2 separate regions of the Homo sapiens genome follow, and region 2 is linked to region 1. Evidence: chromatin loops called from intact Hi-C (ENCODE). Cell type or tissue: CD14-positive monocyte. All regions are shown on one strand. Links, peaks and the distances in the headings refer to the core of each region. The heading gives the core; the rest is flanking DNA.

What was found. Hi-C counts contacts between places; a loop is a spot of excess contacts. Peaks named below come from ENCODE experiments on the same cell type or tissue, not always from the same donor. Only the 100,000 strongest peaks of a DNase experiment are listed, where the experiment ranks them.
Region 2: it touches region 1 in a loop (1.8-fold over the local background); 4 of 110 quality-filtered maps call a loop at or near these places.

Annotation. Positions count from the first base shown.
Region 1 is chr1:173,016,689-173,024,817 of GRCh38, forward strand. No RefSeq gene overlaps it. Among named protein-coding and RNA genes, the nearest start is that of TNFSF18, 30 kb to the right of the region's middle. In CD14-positive monocyte, for the core only: no CTCF peak of the experiment used is centred there; a DNase peak (open chromatin) is centred at 3,893; H3K4me3 peaks cover 935 bases; H3K27ac peaks cover 1,521 bases.
Region 2 is chr1:173,101,203-173,109,331 of GRCh38, forward strand. No RefSeq gene overlaps it. Among named protein-coding and RNA genes, the nearest start is that of TNFSF18, 54 kb to the left of the region's middle. In CD14-positive monocyte, for the core only: no CTCF peak of the experiment used is centred there; no DNase peak of the experiment used is centred there.

The sequences.
Region 1 (8,129 bases), core at 1,907-6,906:
GTAGCCCAGAATGAACTAAAGTGTGGTGGTGGTGAGAGGAGGGAGTCTGAAGTGAATAAAAAGACTGCTTTCTTTGTTTCATTGTTTCTGCTTGTCTGTTTAGAGAAGATTAACAAGAAAAAATAAGAGCCTGATTTCTTGGGAATAATAATGTCATGTTAATATTTATGTCAGAGAAACCTGAGTTTTTCAAGACCCCCTTTGCTTTTCTCCCATTTCTATTGGTAATATTTACTGGGTACCTCTATTATGATGAGAAGATATAATCTCTTCTGTCAAGAGGTTGGTAGTCCAGTAAGAAGATAGACATGCAGCCAGGTGCAGTGGCTCACACCTGTAATCCTAGCACTTTGGGAGGCTGAGGCGGGCGGATCACCTGAGGTAAGGAGTTAGAGACCAGCCTGGGCAACATGGTGAAACCCCGTCTCTAATAAAAATACAAAAATTAGCCTAGCGTGGTGGCAGGTGCCTGTAATCCCAGGTACTTGGGAGGCTGAGGCAGGAGAATCACTCGAACCTGGGAGGCAGAGGTTGCAGTGAGCCGAGATCGCACCATTGCACTCCAGCCTGGGGAATAAGAGCAAGACTTCATCTCAAAAAAAAAAAAAAAAAAAAAAAGATAGACATGCAAATAATGATAAAATATATAAGAAATATACTGAAATAATTATAGTAACAGAGGTGAATACAAAACCCAGGGGGAATAGAACTTTAAAAATATCCACATCTGCCTGGGGATCTATAGGAAGATTCACAGAAAGACTGAAACATCTGAGTCAATGAAATGCTGTGCAGACTAGAAAGGGCAATTCAGATAAGAGATATGAATATACTGGACTTCCTGTGATTTTTGAATGGGTTTAGCTCTATTTATCTTGGTAAATTATTTTATAATTCATGGCAAATTTTGGAGACAGTATAGAATTAGAAAAATTCCAGAAAACTAAAAATTGATAAATGTTATTTATATTTTCAACTTTACAGTGTAGAATACAATGAAAGAAAATGTTGTGGATTGGTTGAGAGAATACGCCCTGGACTTAGACTGCTGAGAAAAACTTCTGGCTTTATTCCTTACTGGTTTTGTGATTTTAATCAAGTTATTGAACATCCCTGTTCTTCAGCTTCTTCATCTATAAAATGGGATAATAAAAGGATATATTTCAAGAAGTCATGAGGATTACTTAGGAGAGTACGTGGCACACAGTAAGCTGTCAATAAATATGAGCTGTTTCACAACTCTAAACACTAGAGGCCAAAGTGTTTGGTCTCAGTAACAAAAATAATCCAAAATAGAACGTTTAAAAGATTCTTAACACAGAAAAGGAAGTGGTGATATTTTAGGATCAGAGTGGGTTCACTAATAACATGTTCTTTTAGGACCCCACACACTTCCTGTTTGGGCATCTGTGTTTGCTGACACACGAAAGAGATTTCATAGACCTAGCACATACGGATTTTATCAAACAATTTTGCCATCCTTATAAAAAAGATGGAGAAATGTGTACATAGAAGGCTGTGATAATATACACAGATAAGGAACTAAGCTAGTCACCAGAGAAACAAAATAAAAGTATGTTCCTATTCTCAAGAAGATTAGAGTACATTAGAAAAACAGATATTTACACAAATACTTAGTATAATAACAATATATATCCAGTACCGTAGTGGTACAAAGGAGAGCCGTCAATTCTGCTTTAGTGATTGTGGAAGGCAAAAAGGTACCAAGGAGGAAGATATGAACTAGTTTTGAAGGCTGGTTTCTTGTCCTCATTGAATGATTTTTAAAAAAACATCTTGTTATGTTATTAAAAGCATCAAAACTTCAAAATGCATTTGATTATTTTAGTGAAAATAATTTTATCCATTTGTCGATTTTAAAAAGCTACAATATTGAAGCATTTGTTTTAGTTATGATTCAGACCATTATTCTCAGAACCATACCTGTTGCTCGAGATCCATGTTTTCTTACTCCTGCTCCTCTGGCAGAGCTCTCCTCCTCTCCATTGCTTCTGCTCTGTAGACCATGATCCTCCTAGCCTATCTCCATAGCTTCTTAGGTGGTCTTGCTCTGTCTCTCCCACTCATCTTTCATCACACCACCAGAGTTACTTTCTTTGAAACAGGTCCGATCAAGCCATAAACTTCTAAAATAACTTAAAAGTTCCTGAATAGGAAAGCAGAGATTCCTTGGGCTAGCCTTCTAGCAGCTTGGGATTTGGCCTCCTGTTGCCCAGTGTTGGTTCCCATTTCATATCTCCACATGTCATCTTCACCAGGCCATGGGACTACATACACTCTCTGCCACCCTTCTGTGTTCTTGCTCATATTGCATCCTCACCTGCTACTCTTTTATCACACAAAGACTAAAATGCCTCCTCTTTCTCCCATTTAGCTAGAGTTTGTTATATTTCTTTACTATAGTCCTCTGCTTATCATCGCACTTGCTTCTTTCTTTACAGTATTGGATGAGCTAGTGGGAAAAGAACTGGGCAAGGATTTGAGCAATCCAGATTCCAATTCCTGCATTCCCTTAACCTCACTGTGTCTCAGCTTCCCCATTTGTAAATGAGAGATTAGGGATTAATTTTCTTTATTTAAAATATTTTCAACTCCATAGTTCTGATTTGAATCAGTCTGTCTATCCTAGCAGATGTAGCTTCTTGAGGAAGTCACAATATCTTAGAAATCTTCACATCATCTTTGGTGCCTACCTGTGCTTTGTACATAGAAAAACCTTAATAAATATATGTGCAGTGAAAAAAATTCATGAATGAATGAATAATTCCATATTTTCTTTATATAAAATACATCCAAATGTTTCATCATTATTTTTGTAGTTTAAGTAAAATATAACCTCCAATTCTGTATTTCTAGAGACAATATAATAAAAGGCAACTATTAATAGAACAAGTCATAGAGATTCAAGCTTTTCAACATTTATCTTTTCAAGCACCATGCAAACATACAAGATGCAAATTCATAGAGCGTGAAGAAACTAATTATATACTTGGTTGCTAGAAGGAACTCATTGAAGCTAAAAAAGAAACAAATTTAAGATAAACAGAGAAAAAGCTACCTAAAATAGCTAGTTGTAAACTGATAAAAATATTTTGAAAATCAGCATCTATCAAGCATTTTTTTTTTTTTTTTGAGACAGAGTCTCGCTCTGTTGCCCAGGCTGGAGTGCAGTGGTGTGATCTCGGCTCACTGCAAGCTCCGCCTCCTGGATTCATGCCATTCTCCTGCCTCAGCCTCCCAAGTAGCTGGGACTACAGGTGCCCGCCACCACGCCTGGCTAATTTTGTTTTTTTGTATTTTTAGTAGAGACGGGATTTCACCGTGTTAGCCAAGATGGTCTCAATTTCCTGACCTGGTGATCCACCTGCCTCGGCCTCCCAAAGTGCTGGGATTACAGGGGTGAGCCACCGCACCCGGCCCTATTGAGCTCTTTCTATGTGCCAAACACTGAACTAAGTTTTTTCTGTGTATTATTTTACTTTAATCCTTAAACTACTCTGTACAGTAGAATTAATTATCCTCCCTTGACACATAAGAACACCTATCCCCAGAGAAGGCACACAAATTGCTCAAGCTCACACAAAATATAAATAGCAGAGTCAAGATTTAAACAAGCCTGTCTACATCTAAGCCCATTCTCCTAACGACAGCACACAATTGCCTCCCCAGAGGTGATATAGCCTAGAAAATAACAGATTGTTTTAAATGTCTTAAAAAGACAAGTTATAGAATTAAAAATAGTTAAGTAGCTCATTTTATTGAAAGAAAAATGACCCATTTATACTAAATCAAGGAAAAAGGGTGGTTTGTTAAAAGGATTTACAAGGCCTGAAACAGGAACTGAAATTATGTCAGAAACTAAAGCAGCCCCGAGCGTTGACTGTTTTAAACTTTTTCTTTCGAAAAGCTACGTGGTCTCTTCCTCTCTCTCTCTCCTATTCATATGACAGCCCTTGCTTTCCCCTCACATCAGCTTTATTTTTCCAGCCTATCAACAATTCCATGGCATCATTTCACTTCTTCTTCACTGGAAAATGGTACGTTTTTTTCCTAAGTTCTAGATCAAATTACCAAGAAAAGTAATTAGATTTGTCCAGCTCATTTTGTTGCACAAGGACATGGATCACACTGTGTGTCTCCAGCACTCTGCTGGGAAGAGGATGCCCTGACCAAACATTAATACCTGGCTTTCCAGGCATATGCCTTTTTTCTCCCTTACCCCTGAGGTTACCTGCTCTCTACCACTCCACAATTCTTTTTTTTTTTCCTACAACCAAGTTTCTACAAAGAGTAGTGTAATTTTTTTGTCTCATCTTCCATTTCTCCTTATCTAGTAATTATACTTCCCATTTGTTCTTTAATCATTGATATCTGGATTATGCCCCCAGATGTCACAGAAAATGATCTTGTTTATGTTGTCAAAAATTATCTACCAGCAAAATCCAATTAGCAATGTTCAATCCTCTTAGTATTTGACTTCTTGGAGCCTCTAACATTGTTGACCACTCCTTTATTCTTAATCTCTCACTGTCTGTTTCTGTGGACCTATTATTTTCTTCCAGTTAATGTCATTTGTCCCTGGTTGCTCCTTTACAGGATTTCCTTCCTTTGCCTGTCTTCAAATGTTGGTGATCCCCACGTCTCAGTCATTTGCCCCATTTTCACTTTACCCACTCTCTATAGCGATTTTATCCTTGTCAGTGACTTCACCCAGAAGGCTGTTGACTTTTAAATATTCATCCCATCTCATGCAACTCCTCCTGAGTTCCAGCTGCATACTGGTAAAGCCCACTTGGATATTCTGCAAACATCTGAAACTATACCTTTATAAACCTAAACACATTATCTCATCCACACTAAATTTTCTCCAATTCCTCCTTGCATATTCCCCACCATAAAAACATCACCATCTTCCTCAATATGTCTAAGAAGGTTCTTCCTCTTCTTTATCCCTCACTTTCAATCAATCACTATACTGGTTAAGATTCTGATTACAATTAATAGAAACCAACTTAAGCTAAATGAGTGGAAAAAACGATCTGTCATAAAGGTACAATAATTCTTGCATAATCCAAGGACAAAAATGTACATGGGCCTTATGCATCAGAAACAGTTCAATGGAGTTTCTTCCTGTATGTATTAGTCAAGATTATCCAGAGAAACAGAATCAGTAGGAGATTAGATAGATAGATAGATAGATAGATAGATAGATAGATAGATAGATAGACAGATGATAGATAGATAGGGTAGAAATTGGCTTACAAAATTATGAAGGCTAAGAAGTTCTAATATGGAGGACCAGAAAAGCCAGTGGTATAATTCAGTCCAAGTCCAAAGACCTAAGAACCAGGGAGCTGATAGTATAACTCTTAGTCCAAGGCAAAGGGTCTAAGAACTGGGGTAAGGATAGTGGGTGCTGGTGTAAGTCCTGGAATCCAAAGGCAAGAACCAGGAGCTCTGATGTCTGAGGGCAAGAGAAGATGGATGTCCTAACTCAAGAAGAGAGAGAGCAAATTCATCCTTCCTCCTCCTTTTTGTTCTATTCAGGCCTTCAGGTGATTGCATGATGCCCACCTTCATTGGTAAGGGCAGATCTTTATCCAGTCTACTCATTCAAGTACTAATCTCTTCCAGAAACACCTTCAAAGACACACCCAGAAATGTTTTACCAGCTACCTGGGCATCCCTTTGTCCAGTCAAGTTGACACAAAATTAGCCATAACAAATTCATCCCTTGTCAACTTGGCATCCATAGGCATACCCTTACACCATATTTAATTTCTAAATAAAGACAATAATAAGGTCATAATTCCACCTAATACAATACAGCTATCCTATGTGCAACCAAAAATGCACTAATCCCTTCCCCAGAAGAGGAGGTCAAATCCTTAAGTAATGTTTACTCTTCTCCTGATAGCCCATAACTTAAATAGTATGATGTACAATTAACAATATTTAAATACTATGATCTAAAGTCAATACCTCTTATGTTACATAATAAAAAAATAAAAGAGGAAAGAAAACAGATATTTGTTTTCATACACACACAAGTGCACACACATACACAAACACACAGAGGTATTTATAACAAAATGAAGAGAAACTACTCATGACAATCACAGGAATTGCAGTCCTCAGTTCTATAACTAGTCACATGGTCATAGCTGGCATTTCTAACTACCCTTTTCCATTACCTATTCTATATTCCTTTTGCCTTCAGCAAGAACTTCAGCTGGTCATGGTTCTTTACCTGAAGGAGCGACCTAAATGTTTATTGCTAAAGGGTCTGGGCCATTCTGTAGTCTTGCCTCCATTGAGTTGTAGTTTTTACCTTAATCACAAGACATTATAATACTAAGAGATGCCCTGGGGGACTTTCTGTATTCCAGATATACTCTTTCTTACCTCCATTGTGTGTGTGTTTTTTTTTATTTTTATTCATTTACTTTTTATTTTTTTGAGATGGAGTCTTGCTTTGTCACCCAGGCTGGAGTGCAGTGGCATGATCTCTGCTCACTGCAAGTTCCGCCTCCCAGGTTCACACCATTCTCCTGCCTTAGCCTCCTGAGTAGCTGGGACTACAGGTGCTTGCCACCACGCCTGGCTAATTTTTTGTATTTTTAGTAGAGACAGGGTTTCACCGTGTTAGGCAGGATGGTCTTGATCTCCTGACCTTGTGATCTGCCTGCCTAGGCCTCCCAAAGTGCTGGGATTACAGGCTTGAGCCACTGCGCCCAGCTCTTACATCTATTGTGAAGTAGTAATTCATTTTTTTCTTCATAATCCAGATCAATCGCCTCACCCAACACTGTAACACTTCCTGGCCTATTGACTCAGAGCATGAGGAAACCAAAGTGACCAGGGGTGAGTCTTAAGTTCTTGTTTAATGGAATCATAATTGTGTCTCCTTGTGGGAGCATTTTTGCCTCTGGAACTAAGACTTTTAGGCTTTAATTTTGCTAGGGGACCACTAAGGGTAATGGTGAGTGATACCATTTCCATTTCCACCCTTTGATTCTTGGGCCCATGAAACCTGATTCAGAGCATATGCAGCTTTCTGGAGAACCTTGCTCCAGCCCTGCAAGATATTGCCGTCTAGTTGGCACTGTAACTGAGTCTTCAAACAGCCTTTCAAGATGGTGGGGAACATGGTAAGACCAGTGAATTCTATGAACATGGACCCATTGCCACATTTTATTGTCTGTGAAGTGAGTTTTTTTTTTATCAGAAACCATGCTGTGTGGATACCATGACAGTGGGCAAGGCATTCTGTTAATCCATGAACAGTGTTTTTGGCAGAAGTTGCATGCAGGGAAGGCAAATACATATCCAGAGTATGTGTCTCTTCCAGTAAGGAAAAAATGCTGTCCCCTCCATTAAGAAGCAGTCCAATGTAATCGACCTGCTACCAGGTAACTAGCTGATCAACTGAGGGGAACAGTGCTGTATCAGGGGCTTAGTGTTGGTCTCTGCTGCTGGCATGTCAGCCATTCAGTTGTGGCTGTAGCCAAATCAGCCTTAGTAACTGGAAGTCCATGTTGCTGAGTCCATGCATAACCTTCATCCCTGCCACCACAGCCACTTTGTTTCTAGCCCATTGGGTGATCACAAGGGTGGCTGAAGAAAGAGTTTGACTGGTATTTACAGAAAAGGTCATCCTATCCACTTGATTATTAAATTCCTCCTCTGTGGAGGTCACCCTTTGATGAGCATTCACAAGGGACAGAAATGATTCGTTGCCCATTTAGAGAGGTCTATCCACATACCCCTCCCCCCAGTTTCTTTGTCACCAATTTTCCAACCACATTTCTTTCAAGTCCCTGACTATCCAGCCAAACCATGGGCTACTTTCCATGAACAGGTATATAATCTCACATCTGGCCATTTCTACACCCAAGCAAAGTGAATAACCAGGTGGCAGAATTTTTCTTCACCACTGTCCTCCAGGGCAATGTCCTAGAGAGAGGCATGCAGCTGTCCGCTTTCAGGCAGTGCCTGCATATCATGTAGAACCATTTGTAAACCAGGACCTAGTCTTTGCTTTCCCAGTCAACTAAAACATCCTCACAGACACACACAGAGATAATGTTTTACCAGGCCACCTGGGA
Region 2 (8,129 bases), core at 1,240-6,239, 84 kb after region 1:
CATTAGTTAAAAGTGGGAATTTACAATTCCTTCCATCCAGATATCTCATATGGTAACTAAATTTAGTACTTTGGTCCCTGTTTCTTTATAGTACCCTAACTAATTGTATTTGGCTTTTGTCAATGAATTCATAATTATAAAGATCCAAAAACGTGTCACCTAAAATATGTTTTGACTGCTTCTCTCCTGTGCTTTCTTTCCCATCTTCACTTTTAATCAGGCCATCATATCCTGTTTTTAATGATAAGGGCTAAATTCCCATTGTCTTTTGAGCAACACCAATGACTAGAAATACAGTTTGTATATGATTCGGGATACTTGCTTATGCTGCTTTCTCCGTCTTTTAGCATTCCCATTAAGGGACTGATATAGATAAATGTAGACCCATATTTCACAAAGCATATTATGCAGAATGGTAATGACTATTTCTTGAAATTGTTGTTTTGTCATCATATAAGTTGTGAAATAGTTAAAACAGATTTCTTTGTGCAACATTCAAACTTAAGTTCCATCACGTCAAGAATTTTGTCTATCTTGTTTTCTACTGTGTCTCCAAGGCCCAGAATAGTGCCTTACACTTAGGAGGCACTGAATAAATATTTGTTGAGTGAATGAAACTTTTAAGAGCCTTTAATAGTCTCATGTTCCTTAAGAATTTCCAAGGGAAAAAAAAATCCTGTACAGAGCTTCCTAAACAGTTTTGACTATGGAACTCCTTTTTTGTGTTTTTTTTCCCACCCAAAACATTTAGCAAAACTGATGTTCCTTGGCACACATTGAGGGGGAAATGCTGTTTAAAGACTTCCTAAATAGTTTGAGCTTCTTGTTTAATTCTTATAAAATACTGTGAGGAAAAGAAAATTAAAAATTACATGAGACATTAGCAGTGTTTGTCTTTCTGTCCAAATAAAATGACATGTGTAAAACTCTTTGACATGTGTGAAATATCACTTATAACCCATATGATTTAGCTTAATAGTTTAAAATTAGTGCTTAGAAATGTAGAGATCTGAATAAATAGATATTAGCCAGGGGACACACTACATGCTAGCACATTATCGATTCTCCAAAAGCAGCTAGTTAGCAGAGCCAGTGATAAGCACTGTTTAGGGAACCTAATATGCTATGCATTCTACCCACTAACCTTTCACATTTTCTATGGTATTCCTCCCTCCTCTTTTTAACAACTTTATTGATATATAATTCAAATACCATAAAATTCACTCATTTAAAGTATATAGTTCAGTAGTTTTCAGAATGGTATAACCATCACCAAAATTTCAATTTGGAACATTTTCATCCCACCAAGCAGAAACTCCATACCCATTGGCAATCACTCCCCTTCCCTGCAGCCCCTGGAAATCACTAATGTACTTTCTGTCACTGTGGATTTGCCTATTCTGGACATTTTAGATAAATGGCATCATATACTATATGGCCTTTTATGGTTGGTTTCTTTCACTTAGCATGTATTCAGGTTCATCCTTGAATTACAACACTTATCAAACTTTTTTATGGATGAATTATATTACATTTTATGAACATACCTCTGTCAAAAGGAAAAATCTTAAACTAATTAAATTCAACAGCATTTATTTGAGCAATTATAACCAAAACAGAACAAAGCAAAACAAAACAGAAACAATTCGAGAATATGGCAGTCCTCTGGTAGAGCAGACTCAGAGAACTCCAACCAGTAATATGATCTGACAGCATGTATAGGAAACAGAAATGTGGTACATACACACTTTAATTGGTTATGGAGTCTTCTGCAATTAACTAAAGCTCAGCTACTGTACTTAAACTCATATTGGTTTGTTCTCTTAGGCTTAGTGTGGGAGTTCAGTTCAAGTCCACGGCCTCCTACAAAATTATATTTAACACCATGTTTGTTTATTTATTCATCAGTTGATGGACACTTGAGAGAGAGAGGTGGCAGGGTTTTGGAAGAGGCATATCTGACAGTTTGACATTTTCAGTCACCTTCTGGGATCCTGGACAAGCCCCCAGTTGAAATGGGAAAAGTTCCCTTATCCGCCTCACAGGGTGTGCAACAGGGGGAGTGGCTCACTTCTTTGGTTCCTCACTGCTCAAACCCCTAAGGGGAGGATGCAGACAGGTGGGTTGTGGGGCTCCAACCCAACAGCAGTGTCTAGGGGTGAATATTTAAAGCTGAAGCTCCAGAGGGCATGTGTTACAGTGTGCTCTTTTAGTTTTGCCATCTATAGGTGGCTTGTGTTATCAGCTCAATTAGACCATATACCCTATCACAAGGACAGAGGGCTTTCTGTATCGGGGTTCTTGCCTTGGTGTACTGGAAGAATTGGGTTACATGTGGGTTTGGAGAATGAGTGCAAGGTTTTTTATTGAGTGGTGATAGCTCTCAGCAAGCTGGATGGGGAAGTCAGAAGGGGGATGGCATGGGAAGGTGGTGATTTTCCCCTAGACTTGGGCCACCCAGCAGCCAGGCTGTCCTCCAACCACCCCGCCAAACTCCACATCATTCCACTGGTCAATGGCCTGCCAATGTCTGCCAGTGCCTGTTGGTGTGCTCTTCCGCCAGTGTGTTCCTCTCAAGGTCCAGCTCCATGTGTGCACTTCTGCTGGTGCATTCCTCTTGATGTCCAGCTGCTTGTGCCTGTGCTTGCCTGTGTCTCAGAGTTTTTATAGGCACAGGATGGGGGGTATGGCGGGCCAGGGTGGTCTTGGAAAATGCAACACTTGGGCATAAAAACAGGAGTGCCTGTCCTCACCTAGGTCCATGGGCACAGGCCCGAGTGCGGAGCCCTCACCAGGGACCCGCCCTTCTCTACCCACCACTTCCCTGCCCCACTTCCATATCAATAGGGATTGCAATGAATCTATAGATCAATATGGGAGTATTGCTGTCCTAACGATATCAACTATTCCAATGCGTGAATATAGGATGTCTTTCCATTTATCTAAATCTTTAATTTTTTAAATAATATTTTATAGTTTTTAAAGTATAAGGCTTGTACTTCTTTTGTTAAATGTATTCCTAAGTATTTTATTCTTTTAGATGCTAGTATAAATAAAATTGTTTTCTTAATTTCATTTTTAGATTGCTGATTACTAATATAAAGAAATGCATATGATTTTCATATATTGATATTATATTCTGCAACCTTGCTGAACTCATTTATTCTGTTAGGCTTCTAATAGGCTATTCTAATAGGATTTCTAGTTCTAATGTATTGTTTAGGATTTTCTATGTACAAGATCATGGCATCTTTCAGTAGAGATAGTTGTACTTCTTTTCAAATCTGATTGCTTTTAATTTACTTTTTTGGCTTAAATGCCCTGGTTAGGTCTCTAACATAATGTTGCATAGAATTGGTGAGAAAGCCTTTTATCTGATCTTAGGGGGAATGTCTTTAACATTAAGTATGAATTTAACTGTGGGATTTTAGTAGATGCCTTTTATCAAGTTGAGGAACTTTCCTTCCACTCCTAATATGTTGAGTGCTTTTATATTAAAAGAGTGCTGGATTTTCTCAAATGTTTTTCTGTCTCAGTTGAAATAATCACCTGGGTTTTTGTTCTTTATTAATGTGTATTACATGTGTTGACTTTCATATGTTGAAATGACTGCATTTCTGGGATAAATCCCTGTTGGTCATGTTGTATAATCCTTCTTACATGTCACTAGATTCATTTTTGCTAGTAATTTGTGAAGATTTTTACATTTACATTCATAAGGCATATTGGCCTATAGTTTTAAGATGCCTTTGTCTGATTATGTAATGGTAGTACTAGCTTTATAGAATAAATTGAGAAGCGTTTCCTTGCCTTCACTTTTTTGATAGTGTTATTTTTTAGAATAGTTTGTGAAGGATTGGTAGTAATTTTTTTTATGTTTGGTAGAATTCACCAGTGAAACCTGAACTTGGTCTTTTATTAAAAGTTTTAAAATTACTAATTCAACCTATTTATTTGTTATAGGCATATTCAGATTTTCTATTTCTGCTTGAGTCTATTTTGGCAGTTTGTGTCCTTCTAGGAGTTTGTCCATTTTACCTAAGTTATAAAACGTGTTGTTATACAGTTTTTTATAGTTTCCCCTTTCAATCCTTCTATAAGTTTCACTAGTGAGTTTTCTCACCTCTTTATTCCTCAGAGTAGTTCAGTCACTTAAATCGTCTTTCTTTTTTTCTTGGTCAGTGTAGCTAAAAGTTTGCTAATTTTGTTTATTTTTTTTCAAATAACCAACTTTTGGCTTCTTTGATTGTCTGTGCTGTTTTTCTATTCTTTATCTTGTCTCTTTCTCCTCTGATATTTATTATTCCTTAATTCTGCCTCTTTGAAGTTTAGTTTTTTTCTTCTTTTCCTAGTTTCTTAAAGTGGAAAACCTGATTATTGACTTAAGATTTTTCTTCTTTTTAAATATAGGCATTTACAGCTATATATCTCCCTGTAAAAACTGCTACAACCATTTTCTGTAAGTTCAGTGTGTTGCGTTTTCATTTTCATTCATCTTAATGCATTTTCTAATTTCCCTTAGGATTTCTTCAACACATTGATTATTTGAGTATATTTAATTTCTGTATATCTGTGGATTTCCTAAATTTTCTTCTAATTATTGATCTCTAATGTAATTTTAGATCAGAGAAAGTAATTTGTATGATTTCAATACACTGAAATTTACTAAAGCTTGTTTTATGGCCTGTCTAATATGCGCTCTATCATGGCAAAGTTTTATGTGGTTTTGAGAAAAATGTATATTTAACCCTTTACTTTGTTGAGGTGAAATATTTTATAGATGTCAGCTAGGCCTAGTTGATTGCAGTTTAAGTCTTCCAATTCTTTCTTGACCTTTTGGGATTGAAAAGTCCGCAACTATTATTGTTTAATTTTCTATTTTTCCCTTCAACTCTACGAATTTTTGCTTATTTCATTTTGGGACTCTGTTTTCAGGTACATACATATTTATAATTAATATGTATTTCTGGTGGATTAACCATTTCATTTATTTTTTTAAATGTCCTTCATTTTATTTAGTAATAGTTTTTATTTTAAAAATCTTATTTGTCTGATACTAGTATAGCCATCCCAGCTATCTTTTGGTTACTGTTTTTTGGTATATCATTTCTATCTTTTTACTTTCAACCTAATCATATCTTTGAATCCAAAGCATGTTTTTTAGACAGCCTATAATTAGATGTTTTCTTATATATTTTGCCAACTTATACTTTTGATTGGAGTGTTTACATTTACTGTCACTACTGGTAAGTAGTATTTATGTCTGCTATTTTGCTGTTTATTTTTCGTATGTTATGTCTTTTTGTTCCTCTGTTTCTCTGTTACTACCTTCTTTTGTGTTAAATACATATTTTCTATTGTACCTTTTGATTCTTTTATTGTTTCTGTTACTATGTGTTTAAAGTTACTTTAATAGTGGTTGCCCTGGGGACTAAAATTACCATTTTCACTTAAAAAATCTAGTTCAAATTAATACTAACTTTATTTTGACAGTATACAAAATCTTTGCTCCAAAATACCTGTTCCCTCCACCTCTTCTTTGTGCTATTATTTGCATGCAAATTATATATTTATACTTTACAAATATATCAACTCAATTTTATGTGTACTGCTTATGGAGTTGCCTTTTAAGTCAGAAGAAAGGAATTAGAAACAAAAATGTTTTATATTTAATCTATGTACTTACCTTTTCCAGTGCCCTTTGTTTCTTCATGTAAAACTTTAGTTATCATCTAATGTCCTTGCATTTTAGCCTATAGCACCTCCTTTAGTATGTCTTTGGACAGCTCTGCTATTAACAGTTATCTCAGGGTTTTGTGTTGATTGTTGTTATTTTTTAAATCTGGGAATGTCATTTCCCCTCATTTGTGAAGAATAGTTTTTCTGGATATAGAATTCTTGTTTGTTAGTTTTTTTTCCTTCAGCATTTTGAATATGTTACCCACTGCCTTATGACTTCCTTCATTTCTGATAAGAAGCCTTTGTATGTGATGAGTGACTTCTCTTGCTGCTTTCAAGATTCTCTCTTGGTCTTTGTCCTTTTAGAGTTTGATTATGATGTATCTTGGTGTGGATCTCTTTCAGTTTATCTTACTTACAGTTCACTGAGATTCTTGGATATGTAAATTGATGCTTTCATCAAATATGGGAAGTTTTGGCCATTATTTCTTCAAGTATCCTTTCTACTGTTTTCTCTTTTCTCTTCTGGAACTCTCATTTTGTCTATGTTCATATACTTAATTGTATCCACAGGTCCCTGAGATGTTATTAGTTTTTCTTCATTCTTTTTTCTTTCTGTTGCTAGAACAGGATAATTTCGACTAATCTGTCTTCAAGTTCACCAGTTCTTCTGCAAGCTCAGATCTGCTTTTAAGCTCCTCTAGTGAATTTTTAAATTTCAATTATTACACTTTTCAACTCCAAAATGTCTACTGGGCTTTTAAAAGTGATTTCTATCTCCTTATTGATATTCTCTAATTGATGAGACATTATTATCATAATTTCTTTTAACTTTCTAGTTATTTGAACATATTTATAATCGATAATTTAAAGTCTTTGTCTTTAAATTATCAGTTACCCCTTGGGGACCAGTATCAGTTACCCCTTAAGGACATTTAACTCTTAGCTACCTTTTTCTTATGTATGTGTCATATTTTCATTATTCTCTTTATGTCTTATAATTTTTGCTGAATCTGGATATTTTAGTTAATATAGTGTAACAACCATACTATCAGATCATCCATCACCACCCCCAAAGTTTGTTGTTGTTGCTATTTTCTTTCTTTTCTTTTTTCTTTTTTTGTTATTGTTGTTTTCACTGCTTGTTAGGCAAGCAGCAAAGAGGAAACTAATTCTGAACTAATTCGACAGTATCTGTGGTTACTGAGTTATCTTCTAGGTTTTGTTTTAAGTTATTGTGTGACCAAAACACTGGGGGTTTGGTCTATGTCCTGCATCTCACCACACAGAAAGCCAACCACCACAACAACAAATATCACCAAGGAAGAAGGATTTAATCAGGTGCTGCAGCTGAGATGTGAGCTCAGTCTCAAATCTGTCTCCCTAACTGACTAAAAAAAAGGGTTTATATAGCAGGGAAGAAATGTAACAATGTGTAAAAAAACAGAAACTAGGGAGGGGAAAGGAAGCAATCATGATGAATGAGGGGTCCTGCATCTGGTGCAGTGACCTGGTGAGTTTCAGTTCTTTCATACTTTTTTAAAGGCCTGAAGGCATTTTCCTGAGAAAGGAACTCAGATAAAACAAATTTAAATTTCAAGCTTTAAGACCAGAAGGGTCAATTTCTATGTTTATCAAAAAGAACAGTCTATGAGACTATAGGGTTGGTTTCATTTGTTTTAATTTTAAGCCTATATGCCCTAGGGATTATCCTTGGGACAGTATACTTTATTAGCCAGCCAATGATCTGCCGAAGGTTTCTTTAAATGCTTTGCTTATATGTTTTCCACCCTTTGCCAAAGGGCTCTGTATATGAAGGCATTCCTTCAAACTTCAGGCAATTTGCAAAACAGCCTTAGATTTTACCTCCTGCTTGTGGAGGACCTCAATGTCAGCTGGGCATGAAAGGGAGTGACTGGAGCCTTCTCCTTTCTCAGGTGCAACCATGCACACAGACACAAAGACACAGACACACAGACATACACACACACACACATACACACACACTGTTTTCTAGTTCTTCAGAAATATGTCAGAGTTCTTTGAAGCTCCCTATGTTTGTGTAGATCTCCAGGATGTTCCTTCAAATTTTTGGCCATGCTGTTGTTTTTCTCTACTGAAATCACAGATTTAGCACAGCAGTGGTGGTGTTACCAGAGAATTACTATTGTTTTAGGCAACACCTTGGGAATAGAGCCTTTTTGTTGTTGTTATTGAGCTAAGCTCTGAGTCAAATCAAATAACACCAGTGCCCTGGGAATAGAAATTTTCCCAGTAGCTGCTAATTCAGATAAAATATTTATTTTATTCTATTAATGGGACTTTTAATTGAGTTCCAGAAGTAGTCAGTCATCTCTACTGTGAGACTGCTGTCTTTTTACAACTACCACACCACTGGGCTGCAGAGGTGGGTTATGAGAGAGGGATCACCCCAAGTTAAAATGACAGAC